Linked DNA regions of Homo sapiens: region 1 is linked to region 2. The links are chromatin loops, found by intact Hi-C in ENCODE. Cell type or tissue: OCI-LY7. All regions are shown on one strand. Each heading gives the region's core, and the rest is flanking DNA. Links, peaks and the distances in the headings are about the cores only. Region 1 overlaps ATG10 (autophagy related 10). Region 2 holds the start of LOC124901018 (a long non-coding RNA gene).

Region 1 (17,788 bases), core at 6,346-8,845, 370 kb after region 2:
TTCCTGCTACAGATTCAAAATGCTTTTTTGTCCATTCCTAATACTTTTCATTTATACTGATTTCTTTGATGAGAATAACCTTAAATTCATATGTCTTACTTTCATCCTAGGGAGTTTTTTTTGTTGGTACAGAATGATCATTGCTATTATAGTTTGCTTTTATTAAACAGGTTCAGTTGTTTTGGTACAGCAGCCAGGCGGGAGTGGTGGAGATAGACCCATCATCACTGGGATATGTCATTTTCCTTCATCTCCATTTACTAGCCAGATCTGGGGCTATTTTTACATGAATCCAGAGTCTCTGTGTTTTTTTTCTCATATGTAGTTAACAATCTGAATGACACATTCTTTATAGTACCACAATAATTCCGTCCATTACATCACTTAATTTATGGGAGTGCTAACACCAAAATCGATAAACATTATTTCTGAAATGTCAGGAGTGTTAATGGTGTGATTAAAAAAGAAAAAGATTCTAAAATCTCTCTGCACAGAGCTCTTTGATATACTGTTGTTGAGGCGCACCTAACCCAAGCTGTGATATGGAAGACTTAAATCATTAAGACTCTGTCAAGTTTAAAAATGTGTGTTGGAAGCTATTTTTAGCTGCACGAATCTTTTTTGCCATATTGTGGAATTCTGTTAGTGGAGAGAGGGAGAGACTACATGTCTCAGAGAAGATTGTCTCAGGTTGTTTTGAGACATATCAACAGTTGCTAAGGAACCGTCGCTAATGCTTCTGGGAAATTCTGTAATATCTTACTTAAAAATTGGGAGAAATTTTTACAGAGCAAAGCTTCTTAGACAAGGAAAGCATATGAAGAGTGATATTAGAGAACAGTTTCAAACTGGAAAAAGTATTTTAAAGTTTTCTAGAAGATTGAGTTTAAATGGGGTTTCATAGTACCATGTACACTGTAATCGCCTCTTGCAGAATCCTGAAAGCTTTCATTTACATCTGATTTTAGAACAAGTAGTATTTTAAAATCTGGTCACATTTGAGTTTATTTTCCATGATTGATGCTTTAAAATGGAGATTAGTACTTCTTTTCACACAGAGAATTAATTAGCATGCTAGGATGGCGGTTCCACTGATTCCCTTCTCTTCTGGTGAAAATCTATGTTAATAGGAAACATTTAATAGGCACTGACTGTTTACTAGGTCCTGCAGACACATAGTGTTGGCATGTAATGGTATTATATTATAACCCAAATAGTCCTCTCATATTAGCCTTGTCTTTGTAGCTAGTGAGACTTTCACATGCCACAAGACTGTGCTGAGGCTTATATGTTGCTTAGGAGTCAGACTAGGAGCCTAAAACCAATACAGCTGCACCATTCTGGCAAGGACTGTTGGGCCAATCACCAGCAACACCTTCACATCCATTAGCTGCTGCCCACCTGGCCACAGAGAGAAGACTCACCTCACATTCATTACTAACATTACTTTTAGCCAAGCCAATTTTAACTATACTGTTTGCTCTACATGCTTTAATTACTTATGGACTTATTAGAATCTGAGAAGGGAGTAGAAGTGATTTATTTTTTCCTCTTTCTCTCATTCACAAATATTAAAGGAGCACCTATTATGAGCAGTTGTTATGGTTAGTGCTGGGGATAGAACACAGCTAACACACAGTCCTTGCCCTCAAAGAACTTATATTCTGGTGGGGAGATGGCTGTGCAAACAAGCAATTGCAAAACAGTAGGAGAGCCACTGTAAAGGTATCTAAGGAGTTAGGAAGGAACAAGTGCAGTTTTTCTGCCTGGGAGAATAAGCAAAGGCCTCATAGATGGAGTAATCCACCAACTGAATCAGCATTTGTTGGTCATGCACATGGGGAAGGGAATAAGAGGGAGTGAGCAGTGCGTGCAGGGTCACAAAGACAGGACCAGCAAACAAATTCTAATCAGCTAATGCTGGTGGCTGGGAGCATGGCAGAAGGTCAGGGACAGAGCAGGACAGGTGGGCAGTGGAAGGCTTTTTTTTTTTGAGATGGAGTCTCGCTCTGTCACCCAGGCTGGAGTGCAGTGGCGCAGTTTCGGCTCACTGCCAGCTCTGCCTCCCGGGTTCACGCCATTCTCCTGCCTCAGCCTCCCAAGTAGCTGGGACTACAGGCACCCGCCACCACGCCTGGCCAATTTTTTGTATTTTTAGTAGAGATGGGGTTTCACTGTGTTAGCCAGGATGGTCTCGATCTCCTGACCTCGTGATCTGCCTGCCTCGGCCTCCCAAAGTGCTGGGATTACAGGTGTGAGCTACCGCGCCTGGCTGGATTTTTTTTAAATCACAAATGCAGTGTGTTTTAACTTCTCTCCCTCATGTACTCCATCTCTCTCTCTCTCTCTTTTTTTTTTTTAAGATGGAGTCTTGCTTTGTCGCCTAGGCTGGAGTGCAGTAGCGTGATCTTGGCTCTCTGCAAGCTCTGCCTCCTGGGTCCCTGATGTACTACTCCATCTCTCTCTTTCTCTCTCTTTTTTTTTTTTTGTTAAAGATGGAATCTCGCTTTGTTGCCCAGGCTGGAGTACAGTAGCATGATCTTGGCTCTCTGCGACCTCTGCCTCCTGGATTCAAGCAATTCTCCTGCCTCAGCCTCCCAACTGGGACTACAGGCACGTGCCACCATGCCTGGCTAATTTTTGTATTTTTAGTAGGGATGGGGTTTCACCATATTGGCCAGGCTAGTCTTGAAACCCCTGACCTCGTGATCCACCGTCCTTGGCTTCCCAAAGTGCTGGGATGACAGGCATGAGCCACTGTGCCCGGCCTTCCATCTCTTTTATGGTTTCTATATATACATGCTGTTTATTGACTTCAGGCCTTTGCTTCTGTGCTTCTCTCTGTCTGGAACACCTTTCCCGCCTGGCCTAGGTTTCCTTTCTCAGCTAGCATGGCTCCCTTCTGGGCCCTGTGATGCAATACCTCTGCATTTCTCTCTTTAGCATTCCCAGCTGGAAACTGTTGTTTCCAGAGAGATGTCAAGGCATCTCTCTCCTACTGAATTACAACCTCTTCTACAGTAGGGGCTATATTTTGTTTTGTTTTGGGAAACATTCATAAGTGGTTTGTAACCTCTTCATAACATTTATTAGGACTAATAAATGTTCAATGACATGACTGATCTGATAGAGCTCTTGAAAAACACTATGTACACTTTTTGCCTTCTGGTTGCAGATCAGGTACCAAGTGCAGTGATAATTTAGAAGACACCCATATGTTAGATAATCACAGGGACAGAGCAACCTATACACCGTGTCTTGGTGTGGCCACCATCTATTACACTGAGGCTTTTCCAGCAGCCAGGGAAGCCAACAGCCAAGACAGCATCAGACCATTTGATAGGACTCCGAAGCCACCATTTATTTGATAGGACTCAAAAGCCACAATGTAGAGATGGTTCAAGAATGTGATGCTGGCAATATAAGATATAGGCATGCAAAAATATATTTTGAAATGAGTAAAAATAATGATAGCAGCAACCAAATGCTACTTTCAGACTGTTATGTGCTAGAGGAATACAGAGGAGATACAGATGGCCAGCAGCCCTTGAGTATATTGTTAGCAAACTCAGCATTAATTCTGAGTCTGAAGCCCTGACTTTGCACTCCAATCAGAATATTAACCAAAGAAACGTTTTGCTAGTCTTTTAGTGAATATGTTAACAGAAAATCTTGTATCGGAGTTGCATTAAAGGTCATGCTTGAAGTAAGCCAAAATGTGATATTGATTAGTGCATTTCTTCCTAAGTTAAAGAAACAGAAGTTAGAGAAAATGTCTGATGGTTTGAAGAGTACTCTCTCCCCAGTGTTATAGAAAGAGCAGCAGCCTTCTTGATTTGTGATTTTGTGCTTGTATTTTTCCTCTGCCATGGCAAGACAAAGTATAGTTAGTGGTACACCAACTTCCCAATTTAATAATGAAACTAGTTAAATGGGAAGTGGTATAAAATAGTGATTAAGAGCCTTTGATTTTACAGCCAAACTGCCTGGATCAACTGTTGGCTTTTCCAAATTAGTTGTGAATACTGGAGCAAGGTACTGAGCCTTTCTATGCCTTAATTTCCTCATCTGTGAAATGGTGATCCTAGTAGTACATCCCTCATGAAGTTTCCTGGATTAAATACAATAGTAAATATAAACTATTTAGAATAGATCCTAGCACATAGTATGCAATCACACTGGCTAGTACTGTTATTAATGATCTTGTCTCAAATTGATGATGAACATAATTTCCATTAATTTATTCACCAAATTCCAAATTAACACTACTATGTGTTAGTATAGAACATAAGCTCAAATAACAAATGATGTTATATTTAAATAGAGAAAGATTCATATATGTATTTTTTGCCATCAAACAATCATCATTTGGTGGGCCATCTGGTAGTGATTATAGTTTTATGGAAATTTGCTGCTGAGGTAAATAGCTACCACGTGGAGATTGCCCCAGGTCTGGGAAGGCAGAAGACATTCTTCAGGATTTCAAAGGCACATCAGCTGTGCAGTTGCACAGGCATGAATGGAACTGTACATGCCAGGATAACAATCAGGGCATATTGTTCTTTCAGGTTTCAAAGAAAACAAGTATCATACTTAAGAAGTGTAGTCACACTACCCGTGATATAGTCCTAAGAATAGTGTTGTAATTTGTATGCCGGGTACTTGGTTTTAACAAGGCATTTAATTCTGTTAAGCAAGTTGGTAGGTTGGAAAATCTTTCAAAGGCAGGCTGTGTGTGGAAGTTTATAAGCAACATTTGTTTACTCTGTGAGGAAATGATGGTGAGAGTTATAGATGCAGACGAGAGATAGCAAATGCATTTACAGTCACTAATAGCACCAAACAAGGCTGCAGTTGTATGCCATTATCATTTGCTATCTGTTTTTTTGTTTGTTTTAAGATGTTCTTTGTTGCCTTCAAAGATTGCACTTCAGGTATTAACACTAAGATTAGGTCAGAAAAGAATGCATCCAATCTCTACTGTATTTAGATGGAAAAAGCAAATTATTATTTGGAATATAAACAATCTTATTACATATTGTCTGCATGCCAATGTCTGCACACTTGTGGCTCATAGTCACAATGATGAATAACAGTGGTTAGGTTGGTTTACTAAGTTGTGCATCACTTTGGTCATATTATCAATCCTTAAGCAGTGAAAGACTCTCCTAAATGTCTATAGATCGCCCTTGAAAGTTAGAGATAAGTTTCATCATCTTGGTGGCATCATCTTTTGCAATCAATCACCAATAACCAACAAATAGAGATTTAGTGGTGGTGTATATAAACAGCACTATGAGAGACAGCATTGTTCAGGAAACAGAAATCTATGGCATGGTCTTCTTTCCCCAAAGATGGGGCAATAATGCACAGATTACACAGAAGAATTAATCAATAATAAAAAATTACATAATGAAACAACCTTTATAGTCTTATATAGATGTTACAGGCACATATATATGATAAAGTGCTAGGTCACTGATAGAAATTTTAAGTAGAGAGTTTGTTTATTATGAACTGAAATGATTCTAGAAAGATTTGAGAATGAGAGAGAGAGGCTTGATACTATCTTAGAATATTTGGTAGATGAGGAAGGAAATGAGGGAGTATTCGAGATAGGGGGATGAACCCAGAGGTGAGGAAACACTAGTCATCCTGTGACTAGAGAGCAAACCAGAACAAGAATATAAAATGCATGTGAAGCCAGCCTTCTAAAAGTAAGGATTGCATACCTTTGGAAATAACCAGCAGTCGGCCAGGGTGTGACAAGGCAAAGGATGACCATGGGTCGACAGAATATGAGAATAGTAGAACCTTTGTTGTTGTGTTTGCTGCTATGTATTTAGGGCTTAGAATAGTCCGGGGCATGGTAGGTGCTTAATGAAGCCCCCACTCTTTTCTGTGATTAGGGGCAGTCTGATAGATGATAATGCTGGAAAAGTAGTTTGTGCCAGCCTGCAGGGAAAACAAGTAGAGGGCCATGCAATTGAAACTTTATTATATAGGTTTAGGATTTTTACCTAGAGGTCACAAATACCCAGGCTTCAGGGTTTATTTAAACCACATGCAACATGGGCAAAAGCCTGTATACATTATGCATTATTCTGAGGTCCATAGCTCTCATTGCATATTGAAAGGGATCCAGGCCCCCAAAAGGTTCAGCTTTACCTAAGAAGCAAGGGAGTAGTTAGAAATAATTTTGAGCAAGGGAGTGGCATAAAATTAGTAGTTGGGACTATGAATCGGGTATTTGCATGCAGGGGGAAGGAGAGAATAGAGGCTCTAAAACAAAGGAAAGCAGGTGGGAGGTTCTGGCAGGCTGGAGGGAAAGAGATGCTTGTGAAAGCCCACTGTGGAAGTGATTGTCTTCAAGGAGATAGAGTGAAAGGAGGGTGTTTAAAGGAAAGCTGTGCTGGAGGAATACTGACAAAATGCTTATGGAGAAGGTGGGGGAATGGAGGCCAGTGAAAGTAGATTCAGTTTCTAAAGAAATCCATCAGTCAACATTTATTCAAGCCTCTTAAATCTTCACCACTTTGGTGTAAGACTTTGAAGTAAGGATGATATTCCTGTCACAAGGGGAAGTTAGACCTTCCTTGAAATGCCTGATTTAAAAGATTGGGGTGTCTGCCTCCCATGTATTAAAAATAAGGACATCTATGTATTATAAACTACAAACTTACATGAATGCTGAAATTAAATTAGTTTCTTTCAAAATTGTCTGATTTCAAATTTCCAATTAAATTCATGGAAGCTGACATTTCTTCAATATTTTTGGTGCTCCTGTTCTGCAGGTATTTAGTTGACCAATAGGATAATTGAGTCCTTGCACCCTTTTAATGTCACACACTCCCAAGTGAAGAAATTTCAAATTTTATGGGTATTTCAGAAATAAGAGTCTCTCACTGTGTCAGTGCAAAGTAGTTTGGGTTGATCATATTTAATGAAAGAATATTAGACTCCTGAAAAATAACTTATGCCAGCACTGACTGTGTGGTCAAAAAATCTTATACCTATCCCTCAGGTAATACAAATATTTGGGGACCATAACATTAGGGGAATGCACATATTTGCTTTCGATCATTTAAGTCAGTAGAGAAAATGAACCTCCTGGGTTCTAAATTAACCCCACCCAGCTGTTTGCAGATCATCACATCTGGAAAGCAGGTCAAGAGGAAAGGAGATGCTCTCTGGAAAGGTAAAAGCATTTTGCTTTCCAAGCAGATTCCAAGTCCATCTAGCTGCTGCTTTGTAGGCAAGCCACGAATGGTCTCAAAATCAAAATGGCCTTGACCTCATTATGTGACAGAGAATGTGGTTGTAACAGGGCTACTGGCTATGGCCTCTGCTGCCTTAACCGATGCCAAAGCCCTTTACAGACAGCCTGGTGCCTTCCTTGCCGATTTCCACAATGGCAGGTACATTAAGGAGTGTCTCTGTGCCTACCGGGTGATGGATGGCTCTCTGGCGGTCTCTGGTGGTCAACATTATAAATGCTTCTAGAGGGAACGGGAATACTTGACTCCATTAGAGCAAATGCAAAAACAAACATTTGGAGAATTATGCTAACATTCTCTAGTGTGAACCTAAGTCTGATACTAACTTCTAGCTATGACTCAGATGGATCACTATGGTATATTGTTTATATGTAATATAGAGTAGCATCTTAGAGTGAGTTATACGTATTTAACTTCTTTAGTGGAAGAAGGTGAAGAATTCATCCCTTTAAAGTCAATTCATATTTATTCTTACTTTCTCTCTCTCTCTGTCTGTCTCTCCCCCAAATTCACATTTCTTTACTGGTTTTTATAACAGGCAGTTTCCAAGATGTGACTGTGTGTGTATTTGTGGGCATATTTAAGTAAGTGTGTTAACTTTTTGATTGCCAGCTCTCTGTAGATCTGAACATCAAACCTTTTAATTACCACAGTTATAAATGCCCATATTAGCAGCTTGCTTTCTTGTACCAATGAGTGAATTGGAGATAGGTAGTTGTTACGTTAAAGAGAGCTGGTGAATATGCTTCAACACATACATTTCCACACTGCATCTTACTAGGTACATGAGGGTTCTTTTTACTTCTTTTTTTTTTCTTTCTAATTCTTGGTAGACTATGTATAGTCAGTGAAATAAACATCACCCATTACTCAGTTCAGTCTTCCCTGAAGTATTAGTATTTCAAACAATCCTATTACCAAAAGATTATTTTGATACTTTATTAAAAGTCCTACAGCTCTAGCATTGCTATACTCAAACACAGATTTATGCAATTAGGATTATAATGGAAGCTTTATTACAATGATATATAACTTGTATCATCCTAATAAAAGTTTCTGTACATAGCAATACTTTAATAACATTGTTTCTGTAACAGTGATTCCTTAGTAATGGAGCTTCTCTTATAGCAACTTCATTATTAGGAAATGATTTCAGTAATAGAAATGCAAATAAAGATTTTGAAGGGAGCATTTTATGCATAGCACTATTACAGGCCTGCTATCTTTTCATGCATTACATCTAATCATTATAAACTTATGACGCAGATTATAATTATGCTTATTACTATCCTATTACACTTTAGAATTTGTATCCTTTCAAATTATTGAAATTAACTGCCATTTTAAAATTCAAGGGTTAAAATAATTTAAATTTTAATTAAATTTTGTTTCTAAAGCATTAAAAATGTTTCACAAAATCTTCTCTAATTTGTATTGTATTAGAGATTATGTGAACCAATGGCATTCAACCTGGAGTATGTGTACCCTTGGCGGTTGATGAAGACTTCCCAAAGATACATGGGCATGAGAGTTTTAAAGGAATTAATTTTCAGATCTTCTATTCCTATATGCCCCCTCTTGTAAAATCCATCTGCTTGAGAAGGCACCTGTGGTTGAGATTTTCCTTGTTCCCCTCCCCTTTTTTACTTTCTTCCAGTGTACAAAAGAAAGACATCTGACATCCGACATCCATCCCTTACCATGACATATTGCTTAGCCAGGGCACTGAAAAAGGAGAAATTTGACAACCCCTTTATTTAAGGTATCCCCAGGTCCCAATTCACACACATATATATATATTTTAAAATTTTATTTTATTATTATTTTTTTGAGATAGGATCTATCTGTCATCCAGGCTGGAGTGCAGTGGTGCGATCTTGGCTTACTGCAACCTCCACCTCCCAGATTCAAGCGATTCTCCTGCCTCAGCCTCCCATGTAACTGGGACTACAGGCGCCTGCCACCATAACTAGCTAATTTTTGTATTTTTAGTAGAGACGGGGTTTCACCAAGGTTGGCAAGGATGGTCTCGAACTCCCAACCTCAGGTGATCCGCCTGCCTCGGCCTCCCAAAGTGCTGAGATTACAGACATGAGCCACCACTCCTGGCCCCAATTCATGTTTTTAAGTCAGGATATATAGGGTAGTGGTTAAGTACTTGGGCTGTTGTGTCAGAGGTCTGTGCATAGATCCAGGTTCTTCAGTTTGCTAGCTCTGTGACCTGGATTAGTCATTTATGCTTACTCTATCTTAGTTTCTACATCTATAAAATGGGGATTATAATAATAGGTTATTGTGGGGATTAAATTGATTCATACACATATGAATAAAAGCATGTACTATATAAAAAGTATGTATGGGCTGGGTGCAGTGGCTTATGCCTGTAATCCCAGCACTTTGAGATACCAAGGTAGGTGGATTGCTTGAGTCCAGGAGTTCAAGACCAGCCTGGGCAATATAGAGAAACCCCACCTCTGCAAAAAATACAAAAATTAGCTGGGCATGGATGGCATGAACCTGTAGTCCCAGCTACTCGGGAAGCTGAGGTGGGAGGATCGCTTGAGCCTGAGAGGTCAGGGCTGCAGTAAGGAGCCATGACTGTACCACTGCACTGCAGCCTGGGCAACAGAGTGGGACCATCTCAAAAAAAAAAAAAAGTATGTATGTACTATTAAAAGTATGTATCAATACTATATAATGCCATTAACTCATGATTTCCAAAAATATTTTACTTTATATATTTGCTTATCAAATTTTATAATATATTTATGTTGTTTTGATCAATTGAATACTAGCAATGATTATGACAACTCAATCAGACATCTAAGTTAACATAGAACAAAATGGCCACAGGAAATTTTAAAACATAAACTCCTTTGTCTCTCTATTTTTTTGGTTATGAGAAGATGATCAATAAAAAGCTTTTAAGCATAAAATATACATTAGGATGAAGTTCTTTGAGAGGAGCACAATAGAGATATGAATTCAAGGAGAAATATATAAAATGTCCAATTGTATTGCATATATTTTTTAAGTGAATGATGATGGATGTTTATTTTCAATTGAATGCATTTAAGATAATGATGTAATATTAATAGTTGTATTTAAAATTGTCAATATGTACCGTGCATTGGAAATCATATAATTTGCAACTATTTAATGAAAACCTTTAGAGGTGAACTTGTGTACCTGGGGTATATAGATAGATGTTTTTTAAATTTAGGTGATGCAAACAAGTTCAGAGACACTGGAATAAAACACTGATTTACAGGAGTAAGGACATAAGTGAAAGTAGAGGCATAAAATTATCTTTATAATTTATATTTTCCTGAGTACCAGCTATAAGAACAATACCTTCCTTATCAAGTTGAGAAAGTAGGTAAATTATAGAAGCCTGAGGTTCCCGTGGCAGAAAGTCGATTTGACTTGTGTGGACTAACTTAACTGAAATATCTTCAGTGTTTCACAGAGAAGGTCAGTGTATAAAAAACACATGTACTCCCAATTTGATGAGTAATTCCTAGGAGAGATCCCTTGCCTTTGTAGGGATGCTGGATTTGTCCCTTGAAGTTTTTGTGAAACGAGCTATTTCTGAGTGGACCCCTCTCCTGAGGCAGAAATGGAGAGGCCGGATGGCTTGGATGCATGCTCTGAGACAATTTTACTTCATGCTGGAGATGGCAGCTGTTACAGTACTGGAGGAGCACTGGCTAAGACAGGAAAGAATAAATGAGCCTCTTAGGAGGAACATGCTAGAAAGGAACTATTTTCTACTTTAAAAAATAAGTGTTGAAGAACATGTGCATGCCCTAAGGTGTGTTTACTGCTAATTATATGAGTTTGACAGGCACAATTTTGATTTAAATTTTATTTCATGCCATGCTTCAAGTTGAAAGTTTGGATGCCACTTTCTTATTGGGCAAGTTTCATGTCAGTGTATCCACAATTGTAAACTGTAATTAATATATAATTTTGTGTGCTGGTTTTTACACTTAATATCATTTTTCAGACCCTAGCCAAGGAAAATAAAGCTTTTTAGAGAAGTGGTGTGTTAATGCTATAGCCATATTTTATACAAACTGGCACAGAATCTGAGTAAGTTGTGAGCTTTAGTTAATGTGACTTCTTATTTGAATGGCCCGTGAAGACCAAGGAATAGTCAGTCCTCCATGTCTGCAGGTGTCCATATCTGTGGACATGGAGGGCCAACTATACTAGCCACTTTACATAAGGGACTTGAACATCCATGGGTTTTGCTATCTGTGGCAGGGAGGTAGGGGGGTCCTGGAACCATTCCCTGTGAATACCAAAGGATGGCTGTACCAGCTCATTGGAAACTCACGTCATATAATGCAGGCCTGTTCGTATACAGATTGGAGCCTTGGCAAACTATTTTTGAAAAGTTACTGATCCCTGCACTGGTCAATCTGAAAAGGCATTATCCAAGGACATAATGTGGTTATAAACATTCAAGAAAGTTGCCCAACCCCATCCCGAGCCCTAACCCTTTGCATGTTCTCTTGCATCAGGTCACTAATTCCTGAAGGTTGCAGCCTACAGCCAAGTTGAAAGAAGCATAAGGGCTAAGCTAGTTGACTAAAGTCTTTATGGAGTCTATGTGATGTTTTTGTGAAATATTTCAAAGGAAGGGTTAGTTCTCACATTAAGACAGGGCTACTTAAAACAGTGAGGGACTAATAAAGCAGTTTGTATTGGTGGCAATAATGTAGTTTCATCTTTTTGGAGGGAAATGTGATCATACAAATCAACAAATACGAAATACAAATATTCCCACTGTTTTTATTCATTCCAAAATTTTTATTATAAGGAAATAATTCATAAAGAGGAATATATAGTATATATGCATAATTTATAATAGTATAAACTGGCTGGGCACGGTGGCTCACGCCTGTAATCCCAGCACTTTGGGATGCCGAGGCGGGTGGATCACGAGGTCAAGAGATGGAAACCATCCTGGCTAACATGGTGAAACCCCATCTCTACTAAAAATACAAAAACTTAGCCAGGTGTGGTGGCACGCTCCTGTAGTCCCAGCTACTCAGGAGGCTGAGGCAAGAGAATCGCTTGAACCGGGGAGGCAGAAGTTGCAGTGAGCTGAGATCGCACCACTGCATTCCAGCCTGGGCAACAGAGTGAGACTCCGTCTCAAAAAAAAAAAAAAAAAAAAAAAAAGTATAAAACTGGAAAATCTAAATGTCTAACCATGGAATGATGTAAATATCCATTATGATATATTAGCTAGATGGAAAATTATGTAATTAAAAGAAAGTTATAAGGACTATGTAAAATATGGAAAATTATATATGAAATAATGTCAACAGGTAAGAGGAATAATGGAGTCACAAAAGTATATATTCACTATGTGCATAACTGATAGATAGATAGATAGCTATTAATAAAATTTGAGAAGAAATAAACCTTTAAGAGGCCCTAGTCTGAAGCGTTCATGAACTTCGTTGAGTGTTGCTGGCCTGAAGAGCCACTGGGGAGAAAATGACGGTAAACTCAGAGCTCAACCTTTAAATCAAGGTTCATCTCATGAGTTCATGTAGAAATCTTTGGTACTAGTTTTCTTTTTGGGTCTTAGACTCTCTTTTTGGGTCATAGACTTTCTTGTCTAGAAAATACTGAACTAGATCCAAACTATTAAAAACACAATTCTTAAAATTTCAGCAGAAGTTGGGGAAATGTAAGAAATTGATATGATCAGGAAGTGGGATTAGACTATACTTTTTAAAAATCTTGACATTATTAAGTTGCTTAAAGTTTTAATAAAACACTTTTTAAAAATAAGAAGTTGTCATTCTTGTCCATATGTATCAGTTTATTTGTCTCCCCTAATACCTTACTTGCAAAACACCATAATACAATGGTTGTCTGAAAAGCTCTATTACTATGTTTATTTGTAGGAGCGTATGATTTCTCAATACGGCAGCCTATTAGTAGCATAGTTTTTTGTTATTTAGTTTTAAATTATTAGTATTCTAGAAAGTGGGGAAAATGCCTCATAGTAGCCAGGTTTTTATAGGGCAGATCTTTAACATTTTTCGTTATGAGAAGGAGAATCACATATTTTGTAATGGGATTATCGCATGCTTATGAGTTTTCTTCATGGAGTCTCTTTGGAGAGAGCTAAAGAGAAAAACTAATTTTAGCTTAATGAAATCACTGGGAAATCTGCTTCTGGGTATAAAAGGAATCCTTATATTTTCAAAGTTGGGTAAGAAGCAGAAAGGAAAAAAACTGTCAGGAGCTATAGCTGTAACTGGAGTATTAGAAATTTATACTGATTATATTTATCTAAAGAGAAGCATTATAGTATTTTAAAAATCATCTTGAAGATTCATCTCTTTTCTGTTGCTTTAAAATAATATTTGGCACCATTCTAAAAAGTAATGATAGGTAATAGATTGCTATTTTATTTTGTGTTGCTCATAAAATATCTTCCTGTGCGATAGTTGCCAGACATAAGTATCTGGTTATCAATAAATTAGGCTGGTTTTGTGAATGTATTCTTGGAAATCTTTGAATTTTCTGGTTGCTGATTTACAGGGGTGTGCCGCAACACACCTAGCTCAAAAGTGGTGTCCTTGGTTTAGTGTGTGTCTCAGAAATAGACTTAAGTCAAAAATTGTCACCATTCTGTAATGTAATGGAAGAAAAAAAGTAAAGAATTAATGCTTGGAAAGTGCAGGCTTCCAATTGTTTTACTTTAAGATAAAAATAGAATAAACGTACCACCTGAAAGTTGTTTCATACTGAAGTTCTGTATTTAGTCTTAGCAGGCTTGGCATTGGAAAAACTCAATTTTGTTCTTAGATCTGGACATAAGTCTTGGCTCAATCATTTATACATTCCACGACCTTGGATAAGCCATTCCTCCAAATAAATTTCTACAAAATGGGAAGAATACCTACTTTATAGAATTGTGAAAATATAGTTGGGTAATATATATTAATGCATAGCTTGGATTTTTTCTTAATCCCAATCTAATAGCAATCCCTGGAACTTCTAGTCACCAATATATCTCAAATCCATTTATTTTTCTCCATCTTTACTGTCTTCACCCTAATCAAGCCCCTTCTTTCTTGATACAGTAGCTTTCATGGTAGCTTCCTTCCTGCCTCTTTTGCTTTCTTTTCTCTTCTTGTCTTCATTCTCCACCCAGCAGCCAACATTTTTTTTTAAGTGAATAACAGATTCTGTCATAAAGCACTTAAAACTTTCTGTTGTATTTAAAGTAAGTGCAGGAGGGCAGCTTCCTTCTCTCCCCAGGGCTATCAAGCCACTGGACTCTGCCTTCCTTTCTAGCTTCAGGGTTTCTGCTGTCTTCTCTCTCTCCCAATATTCCAGCCTTACAGCCTCCTTTCTGCTCTTGAACACATCTAGTTCACTCCCTTCTAATGGTCTTTACTCTTATATCTTTCTGCCTGAAATGTTCTTCTTCAGGTTTAAAATATGACTTTGAAAGTATTAAAAATATACAAAAAGAATTAGGGCTGATGTCTTTACATAAGACTAATTAGGAAATATATCACTTGTTTTGGTAGTATTTTTCAGGTATATTTTCTTCATTTTATACATTCACTTTCTAGTTTTTCAGTCACTTGTGTAACATCTAACTAGATAATATTTTTCCTATCACATTAGACACCTATGTTATACCTGACTGAACCTGTACCTCTACTGTCTGACACCATCACCAATGTTCTGATCTGAGCCTAAAAATGACTAACGAATTGCCCTTTCAACACATTTCTTCCTTTAATAACCCAGAAGCAGTCTATTATCTGTTAATTTAAACTGAAAAATAAAAATTTCTGACTTCTGATTATCCCAGGAATATATTGTTCCTTCGTTTATATTATATTTGTGTGGCTCCAATTTTAAAATGTGCCTCTGAGGTCTTGTTTACCCTCTTACAGCATCTTAATCATCACTGCTTTAAACGAAAGAGTGAGAGTTTGAACCCATAATCACATGATGGCATTGCCAGCCCATGGGACTATCCCTCATGGACCTTCTAAGTTAAATGAACCAGTGCCATGTTTGAATTCCAGGTACAGATGCTCCATCATTTTGCAGTTAACATAGAGCAGTTCCAGAGAAGGCCCAGGCCCCTCTGCCCTCAACTTCCTTACCTGTCATCTCTCTGTCCCCAACTTTCTTACTATATAGGGGAGAGAAAAAAAACTTTTCTGTCTACCCTCTAATTGACTGCCTAGGGCCTGCAAATTAAATTGACAAAAAACAGATTAGCAGGAGAAAAGCCATACAAATTTTACTTGATTTAACATTTTAGTTTTTACGTGCCCTTACAGAAAAGGCATGGAGACTCAGAGGAGCAGTTAGACCCTGCAGCTTATACACCATTTTAACAAAGGGTGATACATTTGTGGAGAAGTCACAAGAGGAAGCAAAAGGGATTTGGGCTTCCAGGGGCACAGATTATAAGAATGTAAATATGAGGAGAAACTAATGGAAGATAAGGGCGATTTTAGTAAGATTTGTTTGTGCAGACCCATCTCAGTGCCAACATTCTGTGTCCGGTGATACCTGGATGATCTGTTCCAGGTATGGGAGACGGGAGGGGAACACCTTCACAAAGAGAAGTTTATGTCATACTTTTAGGCAGATGGGGGAGGGTAAAGAGCTCTTTCTGAATTTGCTGCGTTTGAATTACCTTTAGCTCAAAATAGTCCTTAAACTAAAGTAGCATATTGGGGGAGAGACCCTTCATCTGCTCTGTTTCCCACAGCCCTCAGCACTGAGCAGGTATCAGGGCCCACCCTGCAGAAGCAGGGCTTAGGGTACCTGGTGTGCAGGACCACTGCTGGGCTCATCCGTAAAACCCTGCCCTAGATTCGTACCTTGAACCCCATTGCCCATGTGTGCATCTCACACCCCAGACTACCTCAGGAAAGGGACAGGTAGAGAGACATGCTAGAAATTGAGTGTCATTTCCTCTGTGTATATTTGAAGGTCACGCTAGCTCTGAAAAGATTTGGAAAGTAAATCAGGGACTTTGAAATCAAACCTCCAAGTTAAATGACCTTGGGCAAGTTAATTGGCATCTCTAAACCCCAGTTTCCTTATCTTTACAATAATTATATGTCAACCTCTTAGTATTATTATTAGAATTTAGGGAGAATCCTAGTAAATGTTCAGTTCATACACTTGTTTGTGTGATTCCCTTTTAGAGGGAATACCCAGTCTAGCTCAGACTCACCTTCCCTGATAAGCTTATCACCCACACATTAGGTGCTTTGCTGCCTAATTCTTTCCTGCATTCTTTTTTGACAACAAAGTATTACTGGAGAAAAATGCAGCATTTATAATTTAAACTAATTATAAACATGTAATTTGTAGCCCATAGTATGTTTGTGCTGTTCCACTTTAATTACGCCCATCAGTTCTTCTCTCTGCTTTCCTGGCACGCCCCTGGAGTATGCATCACACACGTGAATTACCTGATCTGCACAGACTCCTAGGGGATGGGTGTGCCTCCTATTTTGCAGTGGCGGGGAGGGTGCTGTCAGAAACCACGTGCCTTGTGTTTCCTTCTGGAATCAGCTATCATTATGACTCTCTTCTTTCCTTTCCTCTATTCATGCTGGAGAAAGCTAGCCTTTTCCCCTAGGGAAGCAGGTGGTGCTCAATCTTTAGTGAGCATGAGCATTGCCTTGGGAGTTGATCACAGATTTGGAGTGGGTTCCAGGAAATGACATGGTCAACAAGCAACCCCAAATGATTCTGATGGTCCTGGGATCACACTGAGAAATCTGCTCTGCTTTTGTATTGCTTACTTCTCCTCAGACTTTACTCCCACTGTTTTCTTCTCTGTCTCTTTATCTTTAATCTGACATCCTTCTTGGGATTCTTCTCTATATCTTTGGACTAGGTTTTTTATTCTCAAAACAAACAAACAAAATAATTGTTTTTTCCATTGACATGGAGAAAAATGATTGTGGTCCTCTATTCTCCATTATCCACCACACTGTCACCCTCAGGTGAGGGCCGAATAAACATTCTTCTTTCTGCCCTTCTGCACTTGCAGGGGTTTGACTAGAGAGACAGAGAAATTGACAGTATCCTCTACTGACAGCACCTCCTGTCAGGCATTTTTTTAAAGTGGATGTTTTTACTGGAACAAAACATTTTAATGAAAACATTGACTTGGAACATAACAAGGCTTTTAAATAGAGACTTGGAATCCTTTTTGTATTCACTTAAATCTGTTTTATTTTTCTCTCTATGACGCTATATAAAATCTCATCAATATACAAAATCATTCTGAGCCTCAGATTTTCTCATTTTCTCTGGATGAGAGCTTTGATTAGCTTTTTACAAGTTCTTCATTAGTAATTGGCTTGCTTTTTTGTTTTGTTTTTGGCTGTTGACTCTAATAAGTTTATGTTCTATCAAAGAATTATTTGAGGATGGTCTGAAAGATGCTACTCTTGTTGTGTTAGGGAATATTACAATTTAAG
Region 2 (10,131 bases), core at 1-2,500:
TGTCCAGGCAGATGGGGCGGCTGAGAGAGTTCAGTATCTGTCCACCTGTGGGTGCAGCCACATTCTTCTCTACTCTTCAAAAATAAGTCGGAGTGAGTAAATATCTCTGAAGAGATTAATATTACTCATTATCCCACTATGATATTGTGGGAGTGGGGAGGCAGGTTTCATCCATTTAGGAAGCGAAGAGCTGAATTTTCTCTTCTTGTTGGTCATCTGTTAGTGAGTATGTTTTTAGGAAAATTAGGTCTACAGTCATGTATCTTCAATAGCAAGAAGCAAGATGCTTTCTCCTCTTTTTCAAACTGCCCTAAACTGGAAAATTGTATCAGTCTTAAGGGGCCAGCTTACCTTAAACAAAAAAACAAAATCTGAAGAAAATATAACCGGGGCGTTTCTTGAAACTGGAAGGTACTTTGGACAAACAGAAATCAAATGCATTAAAATACAGTTATAGAGCAGGCAGTCCTTAAATGCGCGCGCGCCCACACATACACACACACACACACACACACACACACACACACACACGGTGGGGGGATGGTGGCAGGGCAGAGAGAAATGTGTTTTTTGAAAAGTTTGGCTATTCACTACGGTAAAATTTTCCCCTTGGCCATGCCTCAAAAATTTCCCTTAATTATTTATTCAGACTCCTGTTCTTCGGGTGGTATTTCTATTTACTTATTTTCTTATAGTCCACAAAGTACTACTCAACATATTGGACCTCAGTGTGGACAGGTGAATGAAGGACATGTGGAGAATTCCATTTCCAACTCCATGTGCATGAATTATTTGCCCTGGTTGTTCATCTGTCATAGTGTAAAAAGCCTGATTTACAAAGACTGGAGGCCTTTCGCAGAACAAGGTATTGTATGCTTCCTATGGTTGGGCTTATTTACAAATAAAACTATTTTGCATTTCTGTCTGAAATTCCCTACTTGCACAAGGATAATTTTCAGAGTTTTCAGTTTCTAGTTCCGGAATGGGAGTGGGAAGCACGAGGAAACAATTTCTTTTTACAGTGATGTGAGCTCTATGCTCATCTGGATTTAGTTACTTCATAAGGTAAATATCACTAAATGTGCATTGGGGTCTTTAGAGATCTAAGGCGCTGGATGGGTGAAAATAGTCTACTGTGAAATGCTGAAGAATGTCAAACAACTGAATTCATTTGCAGAACTAATTGGGTCAACTATGGTGTTCTTTAAAGTGGAGATTGATTTGAAAAATTTGTAAAGTATTTTCAGTTTAATTTCAGTTACATTTAGGTTATATTAGTCAGCATGACTTTTAGAATTTTATCCTAGAAATTCAATTAAAACAGATCTTTCTGAAAAATATATACTTTCCAGTGAATAGTGTCCACTAATGAAAACATAGGTTTTGAATTTCATGCTAATTACATTTTTAAATAATGAAGTTCTTGTCATTATTTTTATTTAAAGGCAAAATATCTGCATAGATAATAGCCAAAGCTAACCAAACTGCTTTAAAAATTAATGAATATTAATGAAGTTCAGGAATAGCACAATACTGCCCCTGCCTGCCTCAGGGAAACAAATGTATTGACTTCATTCTCCTAAAATAACAACCCTTAGTTATTGATGGTTAAAATAATTTTATTGCTAAAAAGATGGTAGATAATGCATTTTTTGCAATTCTTAAAGACTTGGCCCTGTTGAATACACTAAGATCTTTTATCATTTTACATATCTGAATGCTATTTCTTTTCATTAATTTGCTGTCTTAACATATATCTTTCTCATTTTTCTAAGTTCTCCTCCCCCCTCGTTTTAGTAGTTCACATGAGCAACTCAGAGTTTTCAGGCCTTCTTCTATATTTGGTATATAGATAATAGCATCATTAGTCAGCGCTTTCATTCATCTAAATTTGTCTAAGCATATTGGAAGCTGCCCATGAAATTTTCCAATGAAAGTGACAAATGGACGTCAATCAAGTGGCCCCACCCATTTCAACCTTGTTTTGTATGATGTGTGAATGTTTGTGTATATTTCTTCCATAAAGATAGGCTAGGCTATTTTTTGATCTGGACATCTGCCTGCTAAGGCAAGTTTCCCAGGCAGATCACTGGTTGGCATTAGACTAAATTTGCAAAATTTAACACCAAAAAATGACAAAAGAAAAGAAATAGTATATGAAATTAAATAATGGCAGAATTCATTCCCTTAAGATAAATAATTTTTGATGCTCTAAATTTCAAGATTCTACAGTTTTACTTTAAATGAATTTGTAATGAGAAAGGTAAAATCATTTCAAGTAAGCCAGCAAATTTGGGTCAAAATGAAAGCAGTTCTGTGAGAGAGAGATACCTGCTTCCTATAGGGCTGTTTGGGATTTTCTGTCTGCTAAAATATATATGTATTTTAATACCTATGCATACTATATTCTCTCTCTCTGTCTCGCTGTGTTTGTGTGTGTGTGTGTGTATTTGTATTATGCTACATTCATGTCCTATTTCTATTTTCCTTCTTTGTTTTTAATAACCAGTCCAATCTCTAATGCTATTTTTTGGGTGAATGTGCTTATTAGGACTTGCTGCCAGTTTTAATCTGAGATTACTTTGACTGCACTTGAAATCTGTTGCTGTTTTATAACCTGTAACATGTTTTTACATGTTTGGGAGTGCTACTGCTGCTGCTGTAAAAAATTCTGTGTTGAAATTATAATGAGTTTATGTATTTAGCCAAAAAGTACCGTATGCTGAAATGAGACAGGAAAGATTCTAAAATCCTAAATGGGTTAGTAAACCCTTGATAATAATTGTAGTTTTATAGATAAAAATATCTTTAACGTTTTCACACAACATAGAATAGGTTTTTTTCCTCAAGTTGTTATAGAATCTCTTTGTCCATAAGGAATATTAAAGAAAAGTTTAGCATTTGAAGTTATTCTATTTGGGAATGCTTTGGAGTGAAGCTAATCTTTACACCCAGGACCACAGATTGCAATTTCACTTACCATTATCCATGGCAGGATGTTTAATTTTACTCCTGCGACCCAAAGAATTTTTAGTGAATTTTTAAAAGTGGAATGTGGAAAGTATCTCCAGCTCATTGCAAATGTGGGAATTAGATAAATAATGCTCTAAATGACCATTTATTCTATGACTTGTTATTATAATGAGGAGACATGAAAAAAAGTTAACTAAACTGTGGGTTTAAAAGTTTAGAATATCTTTTGACTGTGGCTGTAATCAGAGTCATCACGGCAATTACATTTTAGCATGTCATGATTTCTTTGGTCCACAATTGTTTTTCTTTCCAAATGTGCTGTATATAAAGGTAAAATTGAGATTTTTTCTAATGGCTTATTCTGCAAGCTAAACTTGTTTTCTAAAAACCTAATCAGACATTTCTTTCTGTTTATATGGAAATAAAGAATCTTGAATTAGGAAAAGAACCTGGTTCTCTTGCTTATGATTTTGGAAACATAGCAAAAATTTTTAATATATAGATTTATGTTATAGGGATAACTGCCTTTTTATGGTGGGCGGTGGGGGGTGCGGGAAGAAGCCTCGGTTTTGTTAATAAGCAATACCAACCTGGCTTGGAACTACTACTAAGAATTAGATATGAAAAGGATCAAGCTGCTCTAACTTAAATTTCCAGATATGTAACATGTGCGATGGCCACTTACCTAGTGGAAAAATAATATGTTTACTTTCCTACAATTTTCTGAATGCATCCTACTTTGGAGATTTACATATGATGGAAATCTCTGTGTTTAGGAGCCTGGTGTGGGAAATCTGACCTGCCAGGATTCTCCAGCCTTGCCATCCTTCCTCCTAGCTGGTGGTTCCTTCTTTATGCCACACGCCTGATTCTTCTCCTCTAGTCTGTATCCTGTAGTGTGCCCCCATCAGGCCTCCTCTGGCAGAGCACAGATTAACAGGTTCAGCCTCACTTAAAAGCTCTTTAAAGATAAAATTAGCCAGGTTTATTTCCGCCCCCACCCCCAAAAAACTATTTTTAGTCAAAGGATCTTAAGGATGAAGAAGTTCTAGAAGAGGCCTGTAAGCAGAGGCTGCTTTCAGGTTGTGGTTCCTGGAGAACCCACAGCCCAGGGCCCAGAAGCCCTTTAAAGTATTTTATGACCACTGGAGGGCTCAGAAGGAATCCCTAAATGCCTTTAAAAGTCCCAGAACCCTCCCCATTTAGCCCATGCTTGTAACCATACTGCGCCATTCCCATAACAAGGGCATGAAGAAGCTTTTGGGTAGGCTTGGAAAAATGACAGGGATGGATGTGTCCCATCTCACTGTTCCAAGGAGAAGATTGGAGGACAGGCAGCTGAAGGGACAGATACCCTGTCCAGACACTTGACAACTCCTGGGCAGTGAGCCAAGCAGTGGGCCAAGCACTGGGCACAGCTCCAGAGGCCGGGCCTATGCCCAGGGCACTCAGTGATTTAAAGCTGGCAAAAGAGAACGCTCCTGTCGGCAGGAAACTGAATTGAACAGATTGGGAAAAAGCAAAAACAGGCTGCCCAGGACGCTGTCTCCCTGGACTCAGTTTTCAGTTGTCAGCGGCAACCTGGGGTAGAGCAGATTCTGCATTTCCTCCTGCCTAGGAGGCTGGTGGAGGTGGGACCGAGTCCAGGGAGTATGCAGCACGCGAGGACCCAGCACAGGGAGGCACAGAGGAGACGCCTGGCACATACCCCACCGGGGAGAAACCTTGGCGTGGCAAAGTCATCAATTCAGTATTTTCCAGGCTAGCTTTGCCTGGGCTCTGGAGTGCCCTCTCAAAGTGAGTGCTGGGATAAGAACAGGGTTTTTCCTGTGAGTCTTGATGCTTCATAATTTCTGTAAAATGTTAGCACTTCCTTGCCCAGGGATTTATCTCAAAAAGTATCTTAAGAGAGTAAGAGAAAGAACAAGATTTTCTCAGCCTTTTATTTCATTTCTACTTTTTAGTGCTTACCCTGATTTTATAAGAAAAAGAAAAATTGAAGGCTAGGAGAAATCCCCCCTCCTGTTGCTATAGCATACTCATGCTTTTGATGTGCTGAACCACTGCAGCTATTTCTCAAGGGTTAAACGTTGGAAAGTCAGTCCTACTTCCCTACTCCTAGAGGAAGGCAAAATAGTTAGTTTCAGAGAATTCTGGACCTGGGGGAACCTAGGCATTGGGTTAGAGCCAAGAGAACATGAAAGAGAATGAAGCTTTGGATTTGCAGAAATCCAAATGGGCTTCAGGTTAATAGTGGGGGATTTGAGCTGATGGCTCACATAATTAACAGGGGGAAAAAACCTCCAGATTTTTTTTCCCTTTCTCTTTAAGTAAGAAATGACAATGAAACTCAGTAGTCATCTCAGACCTCCTGAACCAGCATCTTGGGTGGGGTGGGAGTGTGCTCAAGAATCTGCAGTTTCAACGGTTTCCTAAGTGATTTTTATATATGCTGAATTTTGAGAGCTACAGCCACACAGCTTAAGAATAATGTCATCCTTCTATGGTCCCAAATCATGAAGGGAAATAAAGACTTCATCTGAAGTCATTTCTGTATTATTTTTGGAAGCTGTAATCATTTTATAGGACATTTACCTTTCTAGTTGCCTTCATGTAGGGCAGATTTTATATTGGTAATGCTTGGCAGCAAAGGGTTACTGAGTAATTTAGTCTGGCTCTTAATAATTATAACAGCAAAAAAAAAATTGTGCTCCTCAATTTTCTGAGTGCTCACATAGAGTATCCCCATTGTACAGATGCGGACATTTGGGCATAGAGAAGTCAGGCAACTTTTCCGAAGTCAAGGTGAATGGTACAGCCAGGTTTCCAACTAAAGCATGTGGGGGTTAGAGATTGTTACATAGGTAAAGCTCCTGACACATAATAGTCGCTCAGTGAATAGTTGGTCTTACTATTACTAGGCAATGGAGTACAGCAAATGGTGGCTCATCCACACAGAAATAACCAGGAATTGACTGGACTTTCCAATCAGCAGCATGGTTGCTTTTTTTTTTTTTTTTTTTGAGACAGAGTCTTGCTCTGTTGCCCAGGCTGGAGTGCAGTGGTGTAATCTCAGCTCACTGCAACCTCCACCTCCTGGGTTCAAGTGATTCTCCTGTCTTAGTGTCTCGAGTAGCTGGGACTACAGGCAGGTGCCACCACGCCCGGCTAATTTTTGTATTTTTAGTAGGGATGGAGTTTCGCCATGTTGGCCAGGCTGGTCTCAAACTCCTGACCTCAAGTGATCCACCCGCCTTGGCCTCCCAAAGTGCTGGGATTACAGGCGTGAGCCACCACGTCTGGCCTCCATGGTTGCATTTTGTTGGACTTGCCCACCTAATTCATCCTTACTTTGTATTCAGATGTCATTTTGTGGTCTCTATACAGTGCTCTGATTTGGGACCACAATGATTAGGTGCTGAGTAAACCACAAGGCTAGAAACCTATTACTGGGTTTATCTAGTGCCTATCTGGATGAAATTTTAAAATTGTGTCTAAATACCCAAGACAACTGGCTGAATTTTTCTTGACTAACGTACACAACATCTAAGGAAAATTTCTTTAAAAGGGTAAGTAGCGATGATGCTGCATGGCATCTCCAGAGCTTTGAAGTCAGTTTTAAGAAATTGATTTGGTTACATCATTGCTTTATGAAGGCCGTAAAGTCTGTCAGCGCCTCCTGGTTCATCTCTCTAGACAGACATTCCAACATGCCTCTCACATGTTGTTCCCTGTGCTCGGAATAGACCTTCTTTTCTCTCTTCCTGGAATGCTCCAATTCATTCTTCAAGGCCACATCTCAAATGTTACGTTCTGTGTGAGGTCCCCTCATCCCAATTCCCCAGAGAAAATTACTCTCCTCTGTGCTCCCACAAAACACAGTCACACTGGGTTACAGCACTGTTACAAAGCACTGAATTGAAATGATCTGTCTTTTGAGTTCTTTCTGGCCAAGAACTTTGATTTACTCATCTTCCTGTGTGTCACGAACTAGCACAGTCTATGGCACAATTTTCAGTGCTATATAAATGCTAGTTAAATGAATGAAAAGTTTTAAGTCGTGTAGGTTTTTAATTTATTAATATTAGCCCACTTATGCCTAGTGTTCCATTATTGGAACACTAAGCATGTGGGAGTTATTTATATCCTGCTGCTCAAGGTCATTGCCAAGGTCTGATTGGAAAAATTCAAAAAATTGCAGCCTCAGGCATAAATGGGTTAATAGGAGTTTGATTATACAAAGTCATCTCACTGGTTTTCAGTGGGCTGACCTAGAAGTTCTTGGTCATTCACTGTGATAGAAGAAATGAACTCAAAGAAACGAGCCTGCCTTCATGCACTTACATACTTTGTGCTGTCATCTGTAGTGGTGGAAGTCATACTTAACAATACGATCTGGGTTAGGTTAAAGACAACAAACATCAGAAGGAACAATGCTGCAACTGTGTTGCTAGGGATAGAAACCCAGTGTAGATGGCCTTGGTTTAGCATCCTAAGTTTGGAGTTAAAGATGGACTGGGAACATTTTAAAACCAATAATGTCTGAAAACTGAAAAATTTTCAGTTCTTCCTTGTTCCAAACTATGCTATATTTTCCCCTCCATTATTCTCTACCTTTATGTAAAAATTCTGCTCTTCATGGCAGTCTTGAGCTAGTGGTATATAGGGAATTAAGAGGAAAGTAAAGTGAAGTAAGGTCTTTCCATCATTTCTCTTTGGCTAAGACCAACACCTAGTCAAGAAAGCTGGTATCTTATAGTTCCAGTGGTGACCAGTGGTAGAATGCCTGAAGATTCTGGGCCCCGTATGCTGTGGCCACCACCTTTCTTTCTGGCATTATCTAACAAAACAGGGTTTCTGTATCTTTCTCTTCCAACCACACATGTCTGATGCTTGATGTGCTTCTTCTTAGAGACAATTTGCATATACTGTTCCCTTTGTCTAGGGAGCTCTTCCATTCCCTTTATGTCAAATTAATTTTTTCTTATCCTCAGCTTAATCATCATTTATACAGGGAAACCTCCCCTACCCTCCCTGACTAGGTAATCTCCTTTCGGTAGCCTCTCCTTAATGGCAAGCATCACAGTTACAGCTTAGCATTTATTTGTAAGATTATCTCATAAATGTCTGCTTCCCCTATAGTTTTTGTTCTGTTTTGGATATGGAGTCTCACTCTATCGCCAGGCTGGAGTGCAGTGGTGCAATCTCGGCTCACTGCAACCTCCGCCTCCTGGGTTCAAGCGATTCCCCTGCCTCAGCCTCCCGAGTAGCTGGGACTACAGGCATGCACCACCACGACTGGCTAATTTTTTGTATTTTAGTAGAGACGGGTTTCACCATCTTGGCCAGGATGATCTCGATCTCCTGACCTTGTGATCTACCTGCCTTGGCCTCCCAAAGTGCTGGGATTACAGGTGTGAGCCACTGCGTCCCAGCCACCCCTATAGTTTTAATGAGGACAAAGACCTCATCCACTTCTGCACCGTTATATCCTGCTTCATAGCAAAGTGCCTGATGCAAAGTGGGCCTCAAATAATATTAGTTGAGTGAAGTCAGACAAAGAAGCAGGCTTTGGTGTGAACTGAACCAGAAGCAGATACGAGAAAAAAAAAAGGTTTCCCCAGATACACTAGAGGTGGGAGACTCGTGAAACGGAAAGCAGCAAAGGCTTGGGTTGCATATCCATTCATTAAGTACCTCTGATGTGCCAGGCTCTGAGCTAAGTCATAAGGATACATAATGAATGAGACACTGAGCCTTGCCCTCATACTGTCTTTAAAGTGTCTCTCAACCATGTACAGGCTAATGATAATGATGTTGATGTAATAATAATGTAAGAGTGACAATGTGTATTGTATATTGAGCTTCTACTATATACTATATACAGCATAATGTAGGTGCCTTATATTTATCAATTCATTTGATTTTCACACAACAACCTGAGGTAGGCATTTTACAATCACTAGATTATAGTGGAAGAAATAGAAGCCTCAGAGGATTTCTTCCTCAATATTACTCATCTAGAGCTGAAACTTAATGAGAGACTCTGGTCTGGATGACTTAGAAGCTGTATTTTTGAATATTAGAGAGGGGAATAAAAGTTGGGCAGAAGTGAATCTGAAATCCCCCTAAATTCTCAAACTCTAATGTCTTATCCTCTGACAACAGCCTCCTGTCCTTCTAGGTCTGACTTTCTCTCACCCCAACCTCAATCAACCCAGCAGAGATCCTTAGAGCCTCAATGTTTTCCTTCTCCTGTCCACTGGCCTCCTTCCAGCCCCACTTCTGTCCTTACTTTCACCAAGTCTTGATCCCATCACAGCCCTCTACTTCCACTGCATCCATCAGTGAAACCTCAATGCTTTGATCAACTTTCTTTGCTCCTGCACAATTTGATCTTCTCATCACCCTCATGGAGTTGTTAGGAGGATTCAGTGAGTCAGTACATGCACTCTCTAAGAACAAGGCCTAGCATTATTACATGGTATACATGGCAGTATTGTTATTTACCCATGAGTAGCTAATCACAGTTGGATGGAATCTTGGCTGTGCTCTTAGTAGACCTCAGCTGGATCCTAAATGGTTCTGCCTGTCGATATTGTTACTTGGCAAAGTTAAGCTCCCAGATATTTTTGAGGATGATTCCAAATCTCTACTGTTCACATAGTTTCTACTCAGCTCCCAATACCCTTGGTGTCAGCAAATGATCTTGGCGTCAGACATCTCTTGTGGCTTGTTCTGCATCCATTCTCCTTTTATTCTGTTAATAAAACCGCTCATGCACCATTCTCATGCCTGTGGTTTGGGTGAACGATCATATCCTCTTGTCCATAGTGACTGGTTCAGAGATAGGCATTTGACCCAATGTGAGCCAATGAAAATTTTTCCTAGGACCTTGAAAGTATGACTGCAAAAGAGACACTCTTGGCCGGGCGCGGTGGCTCATGCCTGTAATCCCAGCACTTTGGGAGGCCTAGGCAGGCGGATCACCTGAGGTCAGGAGTTCGAGAGCAGCCTGGCTAATATGACGAAACCCTGTCTCTACTAAAAATACAAAAATTAGCTGGGTGTGGTGGCGGGTGCCTGTAATCCCAGCTACTCAGGAGGCTGAGGAAGGAGAATCTCTTGAATCTGGGAGGCGGAGGTTGCAGTGAGCAG

Evidence for each region. Hi-C counts contacts between places; a loop is a spot of excess contacts. Peaks named below come from ENCODE experiments on the same cell type or tissue, not always from the same donor. Only the 100,000 strongest peaks of a DNase experiment are listed, where the experiment ranks them.
Region 1: a loop joins it to region 2, with 2.8 times the contacts of the local background. A loop is called at or near these places in 15 of 110 quality-filtered maps.

The regions. Positions count from the first base shown.
Region 1 is chr5:82,218,288-82,236,075 of GRCh38, forward strand. The region is part of intron 5 of ATG10 (autophagy related 10); the gene reads left to right. Among named protein-coding and RNA genes, the nearest start is that of RPS23, 51 kb to the right of the region's middle. In OCI-LY7, for the core only: CTCF peaks have their summits at 7,481 and 7,682; a DNase peak (open chromatin) is centred at 7,454.
Region 2 is chr5:81,853,166-81,863,296 of GRCh38, forward strand. LOC124901018 (a long non-coding RNA gene) reads left to right here and starts at 33. Exons shown (of 6, transcript XR_007058843.1): 1 at 33-92; 2 at 696-865. RefSeq lists an enhancer at 3,918-3,967. In OCI-LY7, for the core only: a CTCF peak has its summit at 1,538; no DNase peak of the experiment used is centred there; H3K4me3 peaks cover 867 bases; H3K27ac peaks cover 1,162 bases.